2 separate regions of the Homo sapiens genome follow, and region 1 is linked to region 2. Evidence: read pairs that join two places in POLR2A ChIA-PET (ENCODE). Cell type or tissue: endothelial cell of umbilical vein. All regions are shown on one strand. Links, peaks and the distances in the headings refer to the core of each region. The heading gives the core; the rest is flanking DNA. Region 1 overlaps TRIM13 (tripartite motif containing 13). Region 2 has its middle 120 kb from the start of DLEU1-AS1.

The links. Peaks named below come from ENCODE experiments on the same cell type or tissue, not always from the same donor. Only the 100,000 strongest peaks of a DNase experiment are listed, where the experiment ranks them.
Region 1: POLR2A ChIA-PET joins it to region 2 with 5 read pairs; 2 of 35 experiments call an interaction of 5 or more read pairs at or near these places.

Annotation. Positions count from the first base shown.
Region 1 is chr13:50,006,540-50,011,921 of GRCh38, forward strand. The region is part of intron 1 of TRIM13 (tripartite motif containing 13); the gene reads left to right. All of the region lies in intron 10 of DLEU2 (deleted in lymphocytic leukemia 2), which reads right to left. Among named protein-coding and RNA genes, the nearest start is that of KCNRG, 6.2 kb to the right of the region's middle. In endothelial cell of umbilical vein, for the core only: no CTCF peak of the experiment used is centred there; no DNase peak of the experiment used is centred there.
Region 2 is chr13:50,648,272-50,653,653 of GRCh38, forward strand. No RefSeq gene overlaps it. Among named protein-coding and RNA genes, the nearest start is that of DLEU1-AS1, 120 kb to the left of the region's middle. In endothelial cell of umbilical vein, for the core only: no CTCF peak of the experiment used is centred there; a DNase peak (open chromatin) is centred at 2,850.

The sequences.
Region 1 (5,382 bases), core at 223-5,222, 640 kb before region 2:
TAGAATTCTTAGGCAAAAGATGATAGTAATGGAAGTGAAAAGTGTGGAGCAGGACTGGGGTTGGCAGATCATCAAAAGTTTGACTTCATTGTTCTGAAAGTTTGTGTGTCTTACAGCTGTGTGGTAATCTCTTTCAGAAGACAAACTAAGTTGAGTCTTTATAGCCATTCTCTTTCCAATGCTTTTCAGAGGTTATATGATTTGTCATATCACAAAGGATTTTTCAGAAAAATCAGCTAATTACACCTTTTTTTGCAATATGACACTAAATTTGAGACAGAATAATCTTTGCTTTAGTTCTCCCTATGTTATGTATTATAAATACATGTATCTTACAATCTACTATAAAACCATAAACTGGCTGGGCGTGGTGGCTCACACCTGTAATCCCAGCACTCTGGGAGGCTGAGGTGGGCGGATCACCCGAGGTCAGGAGGTTGAGACCAGCCTGGGCAACATGGTGAAACCCTGTCTCCAGCAAAAAATACAAAAGTTAGCTGGGCATGGTGGTGGGCGCCTGTAGTTCCCAGCTACTCAGGAGGCTGAGGCAGAGGAACCGCTTGAACCCGGGAGGCAGAGGTTGCAGTGAGCCGAGATTGTGCCACTGCACTCCAGCCTGGGTGACGAAGTGAGACTCTGTCTCAAAAAAAAAAAAACCCAAAAAAATAGGGCCCAGCGTGGTGGCTCACGCCTATAATCCCAGCACTTTGGGAGGCTGAGGCAGGTGGATCATGAGGTCAGGAGTTCAAGACCAGCCTGTCCAAGATGGTGAAACCCCGTGTCTATTAAAAATACAACAAAATTAGCCGGGCGTGGTGGCCGGTGCCTGTAATCCCAGCTACTCGGGAGGCTGAGGCAGGAGAATTGCTTGAACCTGGGCAGCAGAGATTGCAGTGAGCCGAGATTGCACCACTGCACCCCAGCCTGGGCAACAGTGAGACTCTGTCTCAAAAAAAAAAAAAAAACGCCAGGCACGGTGGCTCACCCCTGTAATCCCAGCAGTTTGGGAGGCGGGTGGATTGCCTGGGGTCAGGAGTTTGAGACCAGCTTGGCCAACATGGTGAAACCCCGTTTCTACTAAAAATACAAAAATTAGCTGGGCGTGGTGGCAGGTGCCTGTAAATCCCAGCTACTCTGGAGGCTGAGGCAGGAGAATTGCTTGAACCCGGGAGGCGGAGGTTGCAGTGAGCCAAGATCACACCATTGCACTCCAGCCTGGGTGACAAGAGTGAGACTTAGTCTCAAAAAAAAAAAAAAAAGCCATAAACTAATTAACCCTGCAAGCTCAGCTTGTCCTTTAAATACTGTTTACCTTCTAGATATAGTCCAGTCATGTATGGCTGTTGAAATTACTGTTAAAAAAGTATTCGCTTTTTTTTTTTTGAGACAGAGTATTGCTGTGTTGCCCAGGCTGGAGTGCAGTGGCGCTGTCTCGGCTAACTGCAAGCTCTGCCTCCTGGGGTCACACCATTCTCCTGCCTCAGCCTCCCAAGTAGCTGGAACTACAGGTGCCTGCCACCACGCCCAGCTAATTTTTTTGTATTTTTAGTAGAGACGGGGTTTTACTGTGTTAGCCAGGATGGTCTTGATCTCCTGACCTCGTGATCCGCCTGCCTCGGCCTCCCAAAGTGCTGGGATTACAGGCATGAGCCACCCGTGCCCGGCCAAGTATTCACTTTTTATCATAGATGGCCTACCGATTAAGTCATATGTTATTGTTGATAATGTGATATTGTTGATAATGTGATATGTGCATATATCCCTGAGTAAACTGAATGTAGAAATATGTAGTACTCTTTGGTTTTACAACTATAGAGATGAATGTATATTTAAAATAAACTTGTGGCCTGATGCAGTGGCTCACACCTGTGATCTCAGTGCTTTGCGAGGCTGAGGCAGGAGGATTGCTTGAGGCCAGCTAGTAAGACCTGGTCTCTACAAAAAAAAAAGTAGCCAGGCGTGGTGGTGCATGCCTGTAGTCTTAGCTACTTAGGAATCTGAGGCAGGAGGATTGCTTGAGCCCAGAAGTTTGAGGCTGCAGTAAGCTATAATTAGGCCACTGTAGTCCAGCCTGGACAACAGAGCAAGACCCTGTCTCTCAAAATAAGAATTAAAAATAATAAACCTGCATTGAGAAATGGTATTGCCTGTATTAGGGATCTCAAATATTTTGGTCTTAGGACACTTTTACACTCTTAAAAATTGAGAATCCTGGCCTGTAATCTCAGTGTTTTGGCAGTCTGAGGTGGGAGGATCACTTGAGCCCAGCAATTTGAGACTAGCCTAGGCAATATGGTGAGACCTCATCTCTACAAAAAAAAACTACAAAGAAAAAAAAAATTAGCTGAGTGTGATGGTGCGTGCCTGTAGTCCCAGCTACTTGGAGGTTGAGGCAGGAGGATGGCTTGAGTCCAAGAGGCAGAAGTTGCAGGGGACTGAGATTGCACTGCTGTACTCCAGCCTGGGTGAAAAAGCTGTCTCAAAAAAAAAAAAAAAAAAAAAAAGAGAATCCCAAGAACTTTATGTTTGTACTGTCGATATTTACTCTATTAGAAATTAAAACAATTTTTAAAAAATACTCACGTAAAATAACAATGATAAACCCATTACAAGTTAACAAATAATTTAGGAAAATAACTATTTTCCAAAACAAAATTAAGAGAAGCATGGCATTGCAATAGAGGCCTGTAATGAATGGCTATTTAATAGAAGACAGCTGGAGTCTTTTGTCTGCTTCTGTATTTAACCTGTTGGAATATATTATTTTGGTTGAAATAAACGAAGAAGGCTGGGTGTGGTGGCTCATGCCTGTAATTCCAGCACTTTGGGAGGTGGAGGTGGGACGATTGCCTGAGGGCTGGATTTCTAGACCTGCCTGGGCAACATAGTGAGACCCTGTCTATAAAAAAATCCACGGCCAGGCGCGGTGGCTCACGCCTGTAATCCCAGCACTTTGGGAGGCTGAGGCGGATGGATCACCTGAGGTCAGGAGTTCAAGACCAGCCTGGCCAACGTGGTGAAACCCCGTTTCTACTAAAAATACAAAAATTACCTGCGTGTGGTGGTATGTGCCTGTAGGCCCAGCTACTTGGGAGGCTGAGGCAGGAGAATCACTTGAACTCGGGAGGTGGAGGTTGCAGTGAGCCAAGATAGCACCACTGCACTCCAGCCTGGGTGACAGAGTCAGACTCCGTCTCAAAAAAAAAAAAAAAAAAAAAACAACAACAACAAAAAACACTAAAACTAAAAATTAGCAAGGCATGGTGGTGCACACCTGCAGTCTGTAGTTACTTGGGAGGATCTCACTTGAGCCCAGTATTTCAAGGCTGCAGTGAGCTATGATCATGCCAGTGCACTCCAGCTTGGGTGACAGAGTGAGACACCCCATCTCTTAAGAAAAAAAGAAAAGAAAAGGAAATACACAAAAATCTAGGCTTACACAGATATGTAGTTGGTAAAGGAAGGAATATTATTTAAATAGCCTTTTCAGGTAATTTAATCTTTTTTTTTTTTTTTTTTTTTTTCCTGAGGCAAGGTCTCTCTCTGTTGCCCAGGCTGGAGTGCAGTGGTGCTATCTCGGCTCACTGCAGCCTCTGCCTCCTGGGCTCAAGGGATTCTCATACCTCAGCCTCCCGAGTAGTTGGGACTACAGGCGCATGCCACCATGGCTGGCTAATTTTTTTGGTATTTTTTTTGTAGAGGTGGAGTTTTGCTATGTTGCCCGTACTGGTCGTGAACTCCTGAGGTCAAGCGGTCCACTCTCTGCAGCCTTCCAGAGTGTTAGGATTACAGGCGTGAGCCACTGCTCCCAGCCTGAATCTTCTTGTGATACTATACAAAAACTCAGCAAGTGCTAGTTTCTTTGTTGGAGTATGGAATCTGAAATTGTTTATGAACCTGTTGGTCTTTCGTGAACTTCAAATGGATCTTTTACCCATGCCTGATTTGTAACATGCATTAGTGACTTGAAATAGTATTCACTGTGTTTTGCAGATCTCCAAATATTGACACATTTCATTATACAGTACTCCTTTCCCCTCAGAAAATCCTCACATTCATTAATATCACTGCCCATCTCATCATAAAAGTCTTTAATTAATGGGAAGCTGTCAGGCTCATAAATATCAAATGTTTTCCAAAATTCTAATTTTTACATAAAACCCAGCCTTTTCATTAGCAAGAGATACTGTCAATTGTTTTCTTTGAAGTAGCAAGCTCATTTTTTTTCCCCAGAAAATGTCAGGTAGCTAAGTCTGAATAGCCATAGTTTATCATTTGTTCTTTCAGAAGGTAAAAATGGTGTTCCATGAAAAAAAGCAGCTGGTTTAACTTGCCGCTCTTCACTTAAGTGCTTTTTCTCCAGACAACATCTGCCGGTATGCAGAAGTGCTTTGTGCGTACTGCCTATTTTGTCACGCAATATATTAAAAAACTGTACACAGGCTCAAGACTTAATAAAATGAATAATTTTTACTGCTGCATCAAGAACATTCTTAAGTGAAACCGGTACTCCAACCCCAATTTGGGTGGTGATGAAGAATACAATTCAGCGCTTCTTACAGCTTTGCTCGATCCCTCCTAAGGCTTCAGCAGTGTCTACACACCATTGCTTTTACACCATTGGTACAAATGTTGACATGGTGCAAAAAGCAAGTAACATCTTAGTGTCATTACGAAAATAGTTTTGATCTCACAGATGCCCTGAAAGAGGGACATCCAGGTTTCTGCCCACCACATTGTGAAAATTGATGATTCTAGATAATACAAAATGGCTTCTGTTACTGTTCTGGTGGTTTAAAAACAACAAAAAACCTCATTTAGTTCTCTACCTAGAAGAGTGAATTGCAACTCTCATCTTGTGCTTTTACCTGTGATTTTAAAAATTGTAATCTTGCCTTTGAAACAAAAATATGCCAATTCATAATAAAGTCTACATGAGAGTACATGTTTGGATTTATATTTCTGTGCTTCTTTCTTTTATATAACATACCATTTCATATTTGTGGGCCCAGAGTAAAGAGCTCATTCTGTTACAGACACTGAATAGCCTTGTTTTTGTCAGTAGTCAGCTCTGTTTTAAAACAATTGCTTGGGTCCTGCTGGCTCAACTTGCAGTTGTCCTAGTCCTGAGTCTTGTCTTAGCCAAAGACTGTTGTTGGAAAGCCCACACAAAGGCCTTGTGTATAGGATGCCCTACTATTAAAGGAGCATGTTCTAGTCTCAGTGGATTAAATTTGCTTTGGTGTGCATTCCCTTACCAAATTTCTCACTACTTTGTTTGGCTGGTTATTTCAGTGAAAAATCATTTTAACGTGAAGGCAGATTTCTTCTAATTATTACATAGTCCTAGTGGTGACGGTTATTGGAGTAAAATAATTTTTT
Region 2 (5,382 bases), core at 128-5,127:
AAAACAAGATTATATCTGGGTTAGTTTCAAATCTCCTTTACCATGTATTAAATACATTGTGAATTCTAATCATGGATTAAAATTATATAATACTGATATGGTTTGGTTCTGTGTCCCTACCCAATCTCATGTTGAATTGTACTCTCATAATTCCCATGTGTTGGGAGAGGGACCTGGTGGGAGATAATTGAATCATGGGGGCGGTTTCTCCCATGCTGTTCTCATAGTAGTGAATAAACCTTACGAGACCTGATGGTTTTATAAGGAGCAACACCTTTCATTTGGTTCTCATTTTCTCTCTTGCCACCGGTATGTAAGAAGTGCCTTTCACCTTCTGCCATGATTGTGAGGCTTCGCTAGCTACGTGGAACTGTAAGTCCATTAAACCTTTTTCTTTTGTAAATTGCCTAGTCTTGGGTATGTCTTTATTAGCAGTGTGAAAACAAACTAATACACATATATACATAATATTTTACATATTTATGGGATAAATGTGATATTTTGTTACATATATAGAGTGTGTAATGATCAAGGCAGGGTATTTGGGGTATTCATCACCCTGATTATCATTTCTATGTGTTAGGAAAATTTCAAGTTCTGTCTTCTAATTACTTTGAAATATACAATATGTTGTTGCTAATTATAGCCACCCCACTCTGCTGTTGAACATTAGAACTCAGCATCAGTGAATTTTTGAACAGATCTTCACCAAGGTTATGGATCACTGTGGATGCAACCTTGAGAACTGACCTCAGGGAGGCAAGGATGGGTGCAGGATAGGAGGCTCTCCTGATAGGAGGCTGCTCCAATAATCCAAGTAAGACTTGATGTGCTTCATTGCCATAGGGTTGTGTTACTGGAAAGGGGTCCCAATCCATACCCCAAGAGAGAGTTCTTGAATCTCATGCAAGAAAGAATTTGGGGCAAGCCCACAGATTAAAGTGAAAGCAAGTTTATTAGGAAAGTAAAGGAATAAAGTAAAGCAAGTTTATTAGGAAAGTAAAGGAATAAAGAATGGCTACTCCATAGGCAGAGCAGTGGCTTAGGCTGCTCAACTGAGTATACTTATAGTTATTTCTTGATTATACGCTAAACAAGGGGTGGATTATTCACGAGGTTTCTGGGGAAGGGTTGGGTAATTCCGGAACTGAGGGTTTCTTCCCTTTTTAGACCATATAGGGTAAATTCCTGATGTTGGTATGGCATTTATAAGCTGTCATCGTGCTGATGGAAGTGTCTTTTAACATGCTAATTCATTGTAACTAGCATATAATGAGCAGTGAGGATGACCAGAGGTCACTTTCATCACCATCTTGTTTTTATTGGGTTTTGGCCCGTTTCTTTACTGCCTCCTGTTTCATCAGTAGGGTCTTTGTGACCTGTAAGTTGTACCAATTTCCTATCTTATCCTGTGACTAAGAATGCCTGACCTCCTGGGAATGCAGCCCAGTAGGTCTCAGCCTTATTTTACCCAGCCCTTATTCAAGATGGAATCGCTATGGCTCAAACACCTCAGTTTTTATCCGTTGTAGTGGCGATAAATATTGCAATCTGGACATATCTGTGAAGGTGAAGCCACCAGGATTTACTGCTGACTGAGAAAACAAAAAGCAAAAAGTTTATGAAAAAAGTGAACATAGAAAATGTTTATTTTTGAAATGAACAAAAAATACTCTCTGAAATATCCCAAGAAGCCACAAAGAGCATTAGCTTTTGACCATTGGCTCTGATGTTCCCTGTCTTCTTTATGATGAGAATTCTCACCACCATTTTTGGCCATGGCCACTGGTGTTGCAGACTCAGCCCTTCCTCTCCTCTGGGCTGCATTGGCATGATTTTGTCTTACCAGCAGGTAAAGCCTGAAACCACCTTTTTCAGTGGGCCTAGAAACTTCCACTTTGTCTCTGAAGATGAAAGCCATGTGCTGCTTCTCAACTGAGAGCCTCTCTGTGATGTTAGAGATGTTTTGCAGCAATGGCATTCTCTGGACATGCACAATACCACTAAGAAGACCAAGTTCTGCCCCTTGTCCTTTGGTGGCTCTCCTGAACTACTCTGCTAGCATCAGAGCCTCCAAAATTTTAGTAAGTGTTTCAGTGTTTTAAATTGTGTTATTCTGCAATGAGTATGTCTTTCCAAAAAGGATTTGACCTACACCTTCAAGCCTGTGATGGTGAAAGCATTGATGCATCTGCTTTTCCCATCTGCGGTCTTGGTACCTGGGCTTTATTTAGGGGTTATCCTTGAGAATCAAGAAATAGCCTTGAAGTCCTTCAAATAAATGAAAAACAGATTGGGGTTGGGGGTGTCCCTTGCATGTGACAGGCATTTTAGGGCATGTAGCTATAATTAATCTTGCTTTCAGACTCCTGAAAGTGAAGCTTAGTAAACAGCGTGAATCACAGAATACTCTCGTTGGTCAGCCCCCTTTCAAGGGTGTTAAATGTCTGGCTTGGCACTTTGTTTTATTTAACTAACTTTTCAGCCCGTTTTAACACGTGGAACCTCCTGAAACCTGAGCCAGAGAGCCTACAGATCTAGCTCCATTTCGTTCTGGTCTGTCACTTTAGTGTTAGCATTTTCCTCACTCTTGTTTCCAGTTTGAGTTATGAAACCATTTCAGTTCAGTTTTAATAACCTCCCTGGCATGGCAAGTGCTGCAAGAACTGCCAAACTTAATGCGTTGACTCCCTGTGAGGAGGGCAGCAGGGACAGGGAGGTAGACTTTCTATAAACGCATCCGTTTTCCATTACAGCCCTTTCTGACTTGATAGCAGGCTGCCAGGTGCAGCTGGTTTCCTCTTCTACATGCAATCACTTTTGACTTTGGTTTCTGAATTTCCCTGTCTCCTGACTCATGATCCCTTAACTAAATAAACTACCTCGTGATGGACCTTCCTGCCTGAGGAGTGCATCCCAGGGCTCAGAAGCCTTGAGAGGACTGAACTGCACCCTGAAGGACAAAATTCAAGCTGGTGACTTCCACATGTGTTTTGTGAAGCCTTCATGACCACCATAGGGAAACAGCTGCACTGGTGCAGAGATAAAGCTGTCTTTGTAGAATAAAAGCAGGATTCTATCCTAAAATTGATTTACATCTGAGCTGCAGGCACGCTACTGAAGAAAGCTCTCTGAATCTACCCCCGTGAGAACTTCCCCCAGCCACTCCTATGCCACAGAACAAAGGCCAGGGTAGGAGTTCAGATCTCTATTGTTCAGCCTCATCCTTTTCTCAGAATCTGTGTTTATATAAGACACTGACACACTCATCTCATTGAATAAAAGACACAAATATTTTATTTCTTATGAAATGTTCAATAGACCATAGATTTCATGGGCTGGATTACAACATAGAGACACCCTACTTTAAGCTGATAAAATACATGAAATACCAAATTCATAGTTAAGGCAATGTACAACACAATTACTTGCTTTATAAAAAAAGTGGCCGTAAGACACTTTAAATATGTATACTCTAGTAGAGAAATAAAATACTACAATTTCTTTATTCAAATAAGTTGAACTATTCCCATTATGAAAATAGTAGAAAAATAGATCAGGAACAGAGCCAAGGAGCTGCCCAAAGCGGTATATACATTCTCATTTGGGAATGTGGACACCTCTAATTTCCTTTGGAACCTCAGCTTAATCTTATTAAATTTCCACTAAAATTCTCTAGGGGAATTCAATGATGGGGTTAAAGGGTCAAGTTTTCTCCGGGTTTTGCTACTTCTTAGTGAACACTTTGTGGCCTCTGGAAGTGGAGGGAGCAAAACCTCAGAGAGTGCAGAGTCCCTGTGTGCAGAGAGGGCAGCAGCTGGGTGTCTCATCACCTTGCAGTTCTCAACCTTATGTGGTGGGGGGTGCCCCCGGGTGACTTAGTCCTGCGGGCCAAGACTGCAGGCTGCTGCATGAATAAAATAGACCATGAGTGAAGTCTGATTCTGCAGGTGCTAGCTGAAAGCCCACCACTTTCTCCCCTGCTCAGGAAAGTGAATTAGAATGCTAGTGAACAAAAGAGCTGTTATCATAGGGATGTCCTCTTATTGGAATCTACACTCAGAGTTTTTATATATGTTACCTAAAAACTTTGGTATACTCTAACTGTTTGTAGTGATAACTTACTCGTTCCAAACTCCCTCCACTTCCTGAGATCTGCTGGTGCAACCTGTTATTGTAAGAGTATGGGATGGGGACCATGGAGGCATTTCCCTGTCCCCTCTCATCCAGAGTGAGCTAGGCAGGGGTAGCCTTCCCTCTGGACGGTTTCAGGTCCCAGCAGGCTTCCAGGGAGGATGGGAGCTGCGGGAGGGAATATGCAGGGAAGATTGTTGCAGAATCTGGAAAACTGCTCTCAGCTTTCATATTTTTTGAGCTAGATCCTCTTGCCTCAGGCTGCCCTTGTGTAGGTAGACACCCACCACTCCCACCCTACCAGGTTTTGTTTTTGTCTGTTTTTTTTTAATTTATTCTGCTGCCAATGGTCTTCAAAGCATAAGAGTTTTCATATTTCTGAAACATCACAGAACCTTCTAATTAGCAATATTTGACCACAAGGAGTTGCAGCTTCTTCTATATATCTCCAAAATAGCTAGACTTTTGCAAGTTTTTAAAACCCAAATTTTAATTTGTGGGCATATTCTTTATTTGTACTAAGTTACAATAAGCACAAATTCTTTTGTAATATTGAGAATTATTTTTAAATTGACCAAAATTATTCACTAAAGAATTATTTTCCTTAAGAAGAAAAGAAAATATTGTAGCAACAAAAAAGGGGGTCTTGAAAGATTAAAAATCTGCTGATATTCCAGCTTTACTCCTCTCCCCTCCCCTGGCTTCTGGGGCCACCTACAGAATTCAGGCTCCTTGAATGGAAACTATTCTGGAACATGGAGTGTGGGGTGGGGGGCAGGGGGCTGCTTTGGTACAGCAAAGCTATGTGTCTATTTGAACAAAGGGAAAAGAAAAATGATTTCATTGTCCATGAAGTGTCTTCAAGAAAAATAAGTCATGGGGAGGTCTGGGACAAGGGCTTCCAAACCTGGTTTTGCAGAGTCCCCTTTGGGGACAAGAAGTGGAGATGGGGAAGAGAGGAGAAGGGGGGCAAGAAAAGGTTGACTGGGGCAACTTCAGCATCCCTCTCCCGACCAGAGAAACTCCACTTTCAGGAAAACACGAATTATTTCATTTTATTCAAACAACTGTGTGTATAGGTGTATAGGTGTATAGATATTTTCCAGGCTCATTATTTGATATCAGTGCTCTAAATATTGTCATCTAACACCAAATGCAATGTAAAGTTTTTGAGAAAAATCAATTGCATTTCTAAGAAATTGGCAAAATGACCATTCTCCTATCTCCTAATATTACTGTTACTACAGA